Linked DNA regions of Homo sapiens: region 2 is linked to region 1. The links are chromatin loops, found by intact Hi-C in ENCODE. Cell type or tissue: stomach. All regions are shown on one strand. Links, peaks and the distances in the headings refer to the core of each region. The heading gives the core; the rest is flanking DNA.

What was found. A loop is a pair of places that touch in the nucleus more often than their neighbours do. Peaks named below come from ENCODE experiments on the same cell type or tissue, not always from the same donor. Only the 100,000 strongest peaks of a DNase experiment are listed, where the experiment ranks them.
Region 2: it touches region 1 in a loop (2.9-fold over the local background); 46 of 110 quality-filtered maps call a loop at or near these places.

Annotation. Positions count from the first base shown.
Region 1 is chr12:5,439,723-5,445,099 of GRCh38, forward strand. All of the region lies in intron 1 of NTF3 (neurotrophin 3), which reads left to right. Among named protein-coding and RNA genes, the nearest start is that of NTF3, 10 kb to the left of the region's middle. In stomach, for the core only: a CTCF peak has its summit at 2,907 (motif pointing left); a DNase peak (open chromatin) is centred at 2,869; H3K27ac peaks cover 374 bases; H3K27me3 peaks cover 795 bases.
Region 2 is chr12:5,197,587-5,202,963 of GRCh38, forward strand. The region is part of intron 4 of LOC105369617 (a long non-coding RNA gene); the gene reads left to right. LOC105369616 (a long non-coding RNA gene) reads right to left here. Exons shown (of 3, transcript XR_931575.4): 1 at 4,080-5,377; 2 at 3,331-3,411; 3 at 570-696. Among named protein-coding and RNA genes, the nearest start is that of LINC02443, 43 kb to the right of the region's middle. In stomach, for the core only: CTCF peaks have their summits at 3,102 (motif pointing right) and 3,302; DNase peaks (open chromatin) are centred at 3,135 and 4,495; H3K27ac peaks cover 623 bases; H3K27me3 peaks cover 3,343 bases.

The sequences.
Region 1 (5,377 bases), core at 260-5,259:
ACGCCCACGAGAGGTGGTAGGTCCCAGCATTCTTGAGTCCTGGAATTGCACAGAATCAAAGTGAAAAAGAATATGAATGGAGAGCATGAGGTATCTTTAGAATTTGGAAGATGGCTTTCTTTGATAGGCTAGGGAACTCACACCATTTAGACTGGGGCCAAAGTTAAGGTAGGTTTCTTGCTGGGAGGTTGGGGGGCAGGGGTCACTGCTAAAGACTGAGGTCCCCAGGCTGTGTTTGATGCAGAGCAGAGCAGCTGTAGAGCCCTCCAGCTGAGGATTTGCCACTGCACACCATTCTCTGGGCAGTACCAGAAATAGAGAAGCCAAACAGGTTCTTGGGGTGGATGTTGCCCTGTTTGAAGATTGTGACTAAAGGCTCATTCCTTCTTCCTCCACTGATTTCCTCACCATCACTACCACATATACATCATCAAGACAGTTAAGGACAGGTGACTTTGTTCTGTTGCTTAAACATATTTGCATGTACAAATAAATGTTGAACACTAACCTAATGCCTATTAGACCATAGGTACTCAAAAATTATGTATTTACTTTGCTTAAAATAACCTTTCATGTGTAGGGTGATAATTTTTTTCTTCATATGGAGTATATAGCCTTTTAAAAACTGATAGCCAGGTTCTTGCAATTTACTTCCCCCTTCCCTCTGTTTCTAGATCTAAGACCCCAGCATTTAAAAATATCCTTCTCTGGCTCTAAGTGATCCCTCAGGGAGTTTGTTTCAAGTTCTCAATCTGAGATTAGTTTCATCCCACATCTAGAGGACCTGCTTCTAATGGTTCATAAGGTACTTCCACTGGGTTCAAGAGGAAGACACAGCTCTAGAAATCACCTGCTTTCCCAACAGGTGTGTCCCATGGTGGGGAAGAAGCCCAGTCCTCCTAACACCCACCTGGCTACCTTAAATAGCTTGCCACAGTCTCCCTGCAGAGAGCCCAGACTAGCTGTGTGACTTTAAGCAAATCACTTTCCCTCCGTGGGCCTCTTTTCCTGGAAAAGGGAGGAGTTGGACTCACTAGAGGGTCACAAGGACCCTACCAGTGTGACAGATCACATCTTCCATGACTCCGCTGCTCCCTCGGCCCCACACTGTGGCCCATGCCTGGGATTTTCAGGTAACCCTGCTGGCCTAGAGGACTTACATAGAGTGATTTGGAGGGGGTGGAGGAGGAAATTAAGTTATGTGATGCCAGATAAGTCATTGAACATACGGATGAGTGCATGTTTATGAAGCACTGAAGAAACAAGCTTGCCAGATTCGTGGCGGATCTTGGATTGGAAGTTGGGAGTATGCGAGAGGTTTATGTGGGATTAAAGTTGTCTGTGGGTAGCTGAATTCAATAAGCTAAATCAGAGAGATCCCAAACTCTGCAGAGAGATCAGACCCCGCCTCTAACTCCAACAGAGGCTAATTACAATTTTGGGAAGTCCTCGAACCACACTAGGTCTCACTTCCTCATCTATTAAGAGCTACTGACTTTGATTATCTCTAAGGTCTTTCTTGACTTATCATTAATTAAATTGTGAGAATTGGGAGCTAGTAGAAAAATCTGGACAAATGCGTGGATGGAGAAGGGGATACCTCAAATGGCCTAAATATAGAGGGAAATGTTCTGTACAAGTGATACGTTTATTCTTGAATCGGAGATAGCATTGGAGGATATATTCTGTACAAATATTGTGCTTCAAATGCTTACCCCTCCATCATCATCAATGATATTAAAATCATTGCTTAACCTGGGATATTTGCTTAACCTGGGAAGCCTCCCTGCATTTCCCCAGAGAGCCTAAGGCTCCCTTCCCAGCCTCCTGATGCCACTTAGCAGCCTGTGTTTAATTTGCATTCCTAGAATGTGACTTCACAGAGAAAGGGATCTGTTGTTTTCATTTTTGTGTCCCCCACCTTGAATAGCGACAGCCACAGGAATGTGTTGAGTGAATGAATGCGTGACCAGCCATTGTGAGCTCAGAATGTGCAGCAGCGATTTGACAGTGCCAGGAACTTGGCTCAGAGAGGCAGTGCACCTTGCCAGGGCTTCAAAACAGTGTTACCTTTATCCCCCTTTTGGCCTGTCCCAAGGCTAAGGTCATGAATGCTCAGCGCTTGGTGGCCAGAAAAGGCTGTTCTTACTCCCTTTTAGAGACCTTTCTTCCCCACATCTTAGCCTGCTTAGTTCTCCTGCAAATTGGGGCTCTTGGTCACAGGGAATCGGGTGTCATTGCATACGCATTAGGATAACTCCTCGTTAGACACTCGGAAAGCAACTCAAAACACACGTGTACAGATTATTCATTAAGCAGTCTGTTGGTGGTCACGTGCTAAATGTTGGGGAAGATGCAGAGATGAATGTAGTGCTGCTGGCCTTGGGGTCTGGAAACTGGTGAAGGAGGCAGTCAGGTTACAATCATAGTGCTCCAGGGAGAACAAGGGAAGCAAGGAAGATGGAATACAGGGTTCCCACTTCAGGTGTTGTTTTTTAGTACAAACCATGATTGAGAATCCTCTTGGTTCAGGAGCAAGCTGGAGGGTCCAGGAATGGTCTCCGCTTCCACATGACAGTGGTTTTCTTGTCCCTGAATTCCCAGGGCTAGGGTGATGGATGCTCAGAGACCATTGTGATGGGAGCCCTTGGTCCTTGTGGGGAGAGTCGGGGGAACACGCATGTTGTACAGGTGTTGGGGCTTGGGGAGGTGTAGGTGTGCATGCTCACCAGGGTACTTCTCAGAAGTATCCCTGCTCGTGGCATGGTGGGGGTGAGTCCACCTCAGGCCCCTAAGCTGTGCTTCTACTTCCTTTCTAATTATACAGCATGTATTGTCTCTGTGACCACTTCTGACACAGGAACAGACTGCCATCTACTGTCCACTTCTGTCCTGAGTCCCTCCTGCTCAAGGAGGCATTTATTTTTTCTCATCCTGTTTTTAATAGATCCGGACACCAGGAGAAACAGACGTGGAGTCCTATTTAGTAATTTTTTTAGAATTTAGAAGGGAGCCTTCAAAAAACATAGCACATCTGTCAGATGGTTTCCGTATCTGTTTACAAAGTATTATTGTAAGGGGCCACTCTGCTGCCACTGAGTCTTGCTAGCCGCTGTGCGAGGTGCCGTGTGGGATACCAAGAGATACAAAGCAAGGCCTTACCTTCAACAGCCTTGCAGTCTACTTGCGAATACAGTGTAGATTTGCAGAGAAGCAGACTACAGGATGTGGCAGTAGATATTTGGTAAGAGGCATCTGGGTGGTAGGGACTACAGAGGTTTTGGGAGTTTGGAGGAAGGAGGAGCCCTTATAGGCTGGGGGATTTGGGAAAGACCAATATGGGTCTCCTTTTAGCAATCCCAGTGTTTAGGAAGAGGCTTCTAAGAGCTGCGCGATGTTGTGGGACAGGCTATGAACTGGAAACTCAGGAACCTGGAGGGCCTGAGGTCTAGTCCAGCTTCTGGCAGTCCTGCCCTGTGACCCAGGGCCTTGGGTTCCGCATCCTCAAAGCAAGGCTGTTGGTCTTCTTGTCATGTAAGGGCCCCCCCATCCCCGACCCTGCATCATGTACCACTCTTGGATGCAGTGGGAGGTGGTTTCCTGGTTTCCAGCTTGTCAAGAGCAATAGAGTCAATTGGATCCCATGCAGGAAGGATACCTGGATGCAGGGCCCTGTGCTGATGACCCCACATGCAGCAGGAGAGAGAGAATTTCCCCAGGGGAGTTTTGGGTGCTGTTAAAATACAAAGGGGGGAAATGTTCCATGCAACCTCTGCATGCCACTCCTCTCCAGAGCTTTCCTGGACTTTCCTTCCAAAAATATATGTGCATGGTGCTTTGCGTCCAAGATAGCTACCCCAAAAGAAATTGTATTAGTATTCTAGCATTGTTCATAGCTCAAATCTAAGATTCCTTCACATTAGAATTCATTCCATGATTGTTTTTATGGAGGTTTTCTTTGAGTATTTGAGACTTTTGGTAGCTGTGGATTAAAATGAGGAAAAGATTGTTTTCTATAGCTCTTTTACTCCTTGTCTCTTTTTCTCTGTCTTTCTTAGCATTTAAACCACCACCAAGGAAACCTCCAGGGTGTTTATTGCATATTCTTGCCTTTTGATGTGTGTGTGTGCATGAGAGAGAGAGAAAAAAAAAGAAAGGGAGAGAGGAGAGGCGAGAGAGAGTACAAGAGAGAAAGATATTTTAGACTGTGGTCTATTAGCATGTCTAGGAAATCAAGTTGAATTTGGATTGGGTTACAGGTTGAGAGACCTCAGCTCGTCACTGTAATCCTCTGACATTTCCCTTTTACTTTTTGGCTCTTGTCTGAATCAAGAATACATCTTCCCGTTCCCTCTTCCATGTTTACATCTTCTTTTGGGGCAGCTGTATAAAGTTACTGTCTGTCTACAGCAAGTCTCCTTAATTCTTTTGGGGACTGCTCGACAGAGGCACAGTCAAGGATAGAACCATTAGAGACGGTCAGCTTTTGGACAAAGACAAAAAAATATGTTGAGGAATAGGAGAAATGTTCCAATTGTCGATTATGTGTTTTCCTGTGGTATGCTGATGTCTGTGACTGTTGTCCACAGAAAGAGAGCGTGAGCAGGGGCTGGGGCAGAGATAAAAGGGAGATTCTCCCCAAACCAACAAATGTGGAGAGAGAGCAGGAGTCCCCAGCAACAGATATGGAGCCAAACAACCCTGGGAAGTAACTAGGAAACTTCCTGGTGACCTGAGATGTGTTTTGTAATCACTGGTGAAAGTAGGAGGAGATGGGGTAGAGGAGAGTTACAGGTAGAGAAGTTCCGTGGGAGGAGACCCCAAGGTGAGAGAAAGCAGGGACTTAAAGAACTGAAAGAAGCCCAGGGAGGGGATGAACAGAGAACATCCCATATATCCCATATCCAGTATGGTGGAGAGGTGGGCGGGAGCCAACTGGGAGCTTACTTTTTTTTTCCCAGGGGCATGGGAACTATGGAAAACTCTGAGGGCACAATTAAGCTTTTGTTTTTAAAAAGATCCCTCCGGCTGCAGTGTGGCTCTGAATAAAGAGTTGTTCAATGAAGAAAGGAATGGCTGATGGTTGGATTGATGGAAGAATTAATGAATGAGCAAACGAATGCATGAGATGCAGAGGGAACGCAGCAAGCCTGATTTGATCTCTGGTTACTTTGACCAGTACTGGCTCCAGGGGCGATTATCTCAGCCTGGGAGGCCAGGGAGTAATGCATTGATTAGAATGTCTCTGGACACATGGATTAAAATATCTGATATTTTAGGGTGGTTGATAGTGGGGAGGACTTCTGAAACTTTTTCCCTCTTCTATGCATTTCCATCCTAATTTGATTTCATTCAGGATCAAAAAAGAAGATGGCTT
Region 2 (5,377 bases), core at 129-5,128, 240 kb before region 1:
TTCATTTGCATATGTGAAATTGATTTTTCTCTAGTGGGGAAAACACTGTGTAAAATCTTAGAATAACTAGCAAAGGAGACTGTATCATCGTACTAAGAAAGAAAAGTCTAGAAAAATATTTGCTATCTGTAATGACTGGTTTAAACATCTGCCTGAATGAAGACAAAGAGTCAGACAAAAATACTCCCTTTAGCTGGGAGACTCTGACTCCCTACTGCCCCATGCAAGGAATCTACTTGCAGGACCCCTTGGAATTGTCAGAGTCTCTTCCAGCAAAGTCTTATCCCTCCCTCTAGGCAGAAGAGACTGCCTGAGCAAGGGAAGATGCAAGAAAGCACATGCTACAGGAATGTGAGTCTTACTGCAGGCAAATAGCATGGGAACCCCCAAACAGCAGGCTCTGAGGCTTGTCTTCTGCTTCCTAAGGGGCAGGCTCCCCATCTCCAGACCCCGCTCCTCCCACCCTTCACTGTCAGGGTTACCCTCAGGATAGCGTCCCCTCTGATTTGTATTTGCTTGGTTCCGCCATGCACGATGCACTTCCTTGATTTTGACAACAGAGGCTTTGACTCATTCTAGCCTTGTGCGTGTGCACATGCATGCATAAGCTGAGGAGACATATACACATTTCATTGGCATACCTTTTATGATGTTGTCACCAAGCCATATTGTCTCCAGTTGTCAGCTCCAACATCTCTGTTATGAAAAGCACACGTGGTAAGGCTGCCCTTCTATTTCGTACATTACTTATTCTTCAATGGGCCAGAATGGGGAATCTTGACTTCTTAACTTTCTCAACCACAAACCCTGAAGTCTGCATATATTTACTAGGCGCTGTGACAAGAGCATTCAAGGAGGTTTTTTCCAGGGATGGAGATCAAGTGGCTTCCATTAATATCTATCATCTTCTCACAGCATCTCAAAGCTGCTGAAGAGAGACCTGTTGTAGGATGTGTACTCAGAGTCCTCCCTGAGACTGCCTGTTGTGGGAAGGACTTCGCCAGGACCACGACACAAGTTTGTGACTTTTTCAATCAGGAAGCAGCTATGGATGATTCTAGTGAGTGACTTAATATTGCTGCTTTCAATGGGACCCTTGGCTTGCTAGTTGTATCGCTGTGTAGAGGAGAGCTGAATGCTATCCAAGCGGGGGCCCCTCCAGCTAGGTGGAGGTTATATTAGCTCAAAGCAACTACAAAGATAGAACATTCAGGAGCTTGCTAGTAATCGCCTATGGCTGAACTCCCAAGTTTGGGGTCAACACTGGCTACGATGGACTCATTTTCTGGTTATCATGATCCAGTGAAAAATTCATTCCTTCCTTTAACAATTGAAGATTGGAGAAAGTCGGATCAAAAAAGGCAGTGCAAAGAGGTGTAGACTGCTTCCAGGAATGTGTCAACCAATTCCTTTATCTAACAGACTTTTCTGTGCTTACCAAGAAAAGAGGATCTCACTTTACCCCCATCCACACCCTAACTGGTGTAGGTCTCACTGTCCACACCAGAGCATCAGGCCTGAGGACTAGCCCCATTGCTCACAGTTATGAAACAATTATATTCTCCAGATGATTCTTGGGGGAAAATGCCAAGAGAAAAGAAATGGGGGGAAGGAGAATTTCTTAGGCAAGAATCTCGAATTTAAAAACTCCACATAAGATGTCTCCAATTTTCATAACTCCAAAAAGAAAATTTCAAGGAATTTAGATTATTTTGTCTGAATAACAGAAGGCCTGGGGGTAGAAGGATTAGAACTGAATCATGATCTTCAAGACTACAAAATACCTTTGTTCCCAAATAATGGTCTTCTTTGGCAATGAAGGCTGAACATTCAGGAGGCTGGGGGCTGGAAGATTAGGAGGCATGCAGTATTTTGGTAGGAAGTCATATATTTGGTTTCTCTGTTAAGTTCGTGAAAGAAAATGAATGAATCTCTACAGTGGAAATGACTGGGTTGGGACCAAGTGAGCTGCACGGCTCCTATCTGCCCTGTGACTCTGATATTTTCCATATGTGCCTCGATGGACAGACAGGTAATCAGGCCATTACAACAGTGGTGGGGAGTAATGGTAGCTCCTGCCCATGCCTGTGAGAGGCCCTCAGCCAGCTACAGGTATGGGAGATTTGGAGGAGAATGGTTCCCTTGGAGTACTCAGTAAGATGCAGCAGAGAGCATGGGGAAGAGCAGGGGAAGCCACAGATGTGCAATCAAGGGGACAAGAGAGCATCTCCCTTCCTCAAGAATATTCTTGCAGCTCCACGTGGCAGGGCCTGGGGAAATGAAGGCAGTGGAGAGACAAGAGGCTGGACAGTGAGCTGGTCCTGGTGGCGCAGGACTGGAGCCCACTCTGAAGCCACTAGCTCTATTCTAGGGACGGTGGGAAACCCCCTAAGAGCAAACTCAAATAAACCTGGGCCTGCGCATGACCTCCCACACCCAGCAGGGAATTCTGGTCACTCTTCCCACCTGGTTAGAACTTAGGAGCTGGGTGGGTGGCTGGGGGAGGATGCAAGGTCTGATTTTTGCCGTACAGCACCCAGAAAACTCTCTTACAGTCCTCTGAAGACCTTTTCTCCCCAAATTCCACTCATTCTGAAGGGCTGAGTATCTGCTGTGTCATAATTTCCCTGTCACAGAAGAGTTGTAAGTAGAGAATGAGATTTACATTCTAAGGACTATTCTGATGTCAGTCCTGAAAGGGGCCAAAGGGAACTGTCAGAAACAAATGAGGAATTAGAAGGACATAGAACACCGTTCCCTATGGGTAAGAGATTCCGGATCATGGCAGCAGAAAGAATTATTTTTTTCTGATATGAAAAATGAAGACACTGAAGCCCAGAGAAGGCAATGACTAGCTAGACTTTCACTGCTTGTGTTGGCCCAGTATGTGGGAGTGAGGGTGTGGAGCAAGGGAGACAGAAGCTCATTGGCTAGAGTGACCCCACGGCATCCTTTGCATTGGACAGAAATATAATTCCTGTTAAAAAAAAAAAAAGTGGTTTTTTTTTTTTCCTTTAGATTCTGGGGTCTGCGTTAAACCCCAGAACAATTTACCTTGTTCTTCCCAGAAGCCTTGTTCAGCAAGAGGAGGGAGGCCGAAGGCGCTGACCACTAGAGGGGGCGCTGCCTCCACCTGGCACAGACCACGGGGTCGGGGGCGGGGAGGAGGACAGCCACTAGGTGAAAGGCAGGGTCGCAATGGGTTGCACTGAAGTGTTGCTCTATCAAAGGCTTTCTGAACACAAGACATAACAAACCTTAAACTCTGTGTTTATGCCCAGGGATGGGAAGGGGACGTGGGAAAGAAAGACAATATGGAAACTCAGATACCTCTGGAAGAACTGCAAGTAAAGGCAGGGTGCTCCTCAGAGGTTCCTCAGAATCCCCAGTGCTTGTTTTGGACAGGAAACGCTGAAGGAAGAGCATGCAGTTAATCTTTTGATGAAGCGTTTTAGAACAAGTGCATTCAGATCAGATCTGATGTAGAGCCAGCTCTGCAGGACAGCTCCCTGTGTCCTGACAGGGGATGCTGGTTATCCTTTATCCACCGGGTTAGAGCGTAGTAGCTAAGCAGAACGTTCTGAAGGTTGTACCTTTTCCCGCTCTGCATAGCTGAGTGTGAGCAGGGAGAGACCATGTTCAGAGATGTCGCTAGAGGCTTGCTGGTAGGAGGAGGAATGGCAGCAGGGGTGAGTTCCGGCTGGTGCTCCCTGCTCCATTGTGGGGTATTGTGGGCTCTGTGGGGTCACAAGGTCTCACTCCTGGCTGGACTCACTCCTGGGAGGTGGCTGAGCTGATGCAGTGGTGTTCAGGATGGCAGCTGCTACCTTGCCTGGTCTCTTAGCCAGGTTATTAGTAGACTGCTAGCCTCTGTTTACCAGGAAGCAAAAGTGTCCCTCTTATTCCTGAGACTACTTCTAAGTTACATCTCAATGAAAAAATAACAAGAAACAAAATAAATGGGTCTCACTCCCACTGCAAACTACCCTCACCACAAACTATCCCCACTCTTAATTAGAGAGAAAATATGGTGGGGGCATAGGAACTGGAGTCCCATTATGCCTCCGCTCGGTGCTCACATGGCGATGCATGCCTCCCGTCTCTGGATTTCGGAGGCTCCCTGCACACAGCCAGGGTGTCTGAGGGAGTTCAGGGTCCTCTTGCTGCAACACAGAGCCCGTGGGATTGCTTTTGTGCGTCACAGGGAAAAGAGCCCTTCCTGTTGACAGACCCAGCCGTCCTGCCCATGATGAATTGCATCTCTACGAGGGGACTGCTGTTGTGGTTTTCCCTTCTCTCGGAAGGTTCATCCCCAGGTCTCGTGGCACTTTAGAAAATGAACTGCTATAATTCCACGCTGAGCGCACAGCCCTCCACAACCAGGCCTCTTCACTCTAATATGGCTGCTGGTTTTGTCACTCAGGAGGCCAGCAGCTGGTAGCCTTGGTGGCTCCTCCCCATCAAGGGAGGCGCAGAAGCAAGGGAGGCGTTCCTGCTGGCTGCCTCTTAAAGAAGGACTGCGGATGCTGATATTCCAGGGAGCCAGGAGGAACTGCAAGCCCGAGGGAGTGTGGAGGGGGGCGGAGCCTGCTGCAGTCACAGAGGGACACAGCAAGACCTAGGTCTGCTCCTGGAGCAGTACTTCCTCACTGGGTGCCTGAACTCAATGCTATTTATTTTAGTTTTGGTGATCCAATATCTCCAACTTTCTAGAACAGTTTGTCTCTGCCTCTCTCAAACCCACCAGATCATCCCCTGCTCTGAAAATAGAAAAAGATGGTCCCTATGGCTGTAGGAGATTCATAATTTATCACTTCATGCTAATTCAATTTTATAACCATACATATGGTTTTCAGGTTATCTATGGCTGTGTGAAAACTTTAAAACTTAATGGATTTAAAACTATAGCCAGTCTTTATGAGTCCTTTGTGGGTGAAGACATTGAGCAGGAATTGGCTGGTCAATTGTTCTGCTCCATGTGGCATTGGCTGGGGTCATTCAGTGGCGTTCAGCTGGCAGCTGGACTGGCCTGGAGCATCTGACGGCTTCACTCATTCACCTGGGGCCTTGGTGGGACAGCTGGACTGCTGGGCTCACCTGGTCCTTCTGCCTCTCTTTGAGCCCCAAAGTGTCTCTCTAGCAGTGTAGTTGGATCTTTCACAGGGCAGCTCAGGGCCTGAAGACCAAGGCAGGACCTGCCAGTCCCCAAAGTAGCATAGCATCACTTCCACCACGCTCTACTGGTCAAAGTAGCCACAGGCCACCTCAACTCAGAGAAGGGGAAATAGAGGCCATTGCTCAATAGCAGGAGTGTCCTATAATTTGAAGCCATCTTTAATCTGCCACCAAAGTCCATTTATTGATGGAAATGATTTAT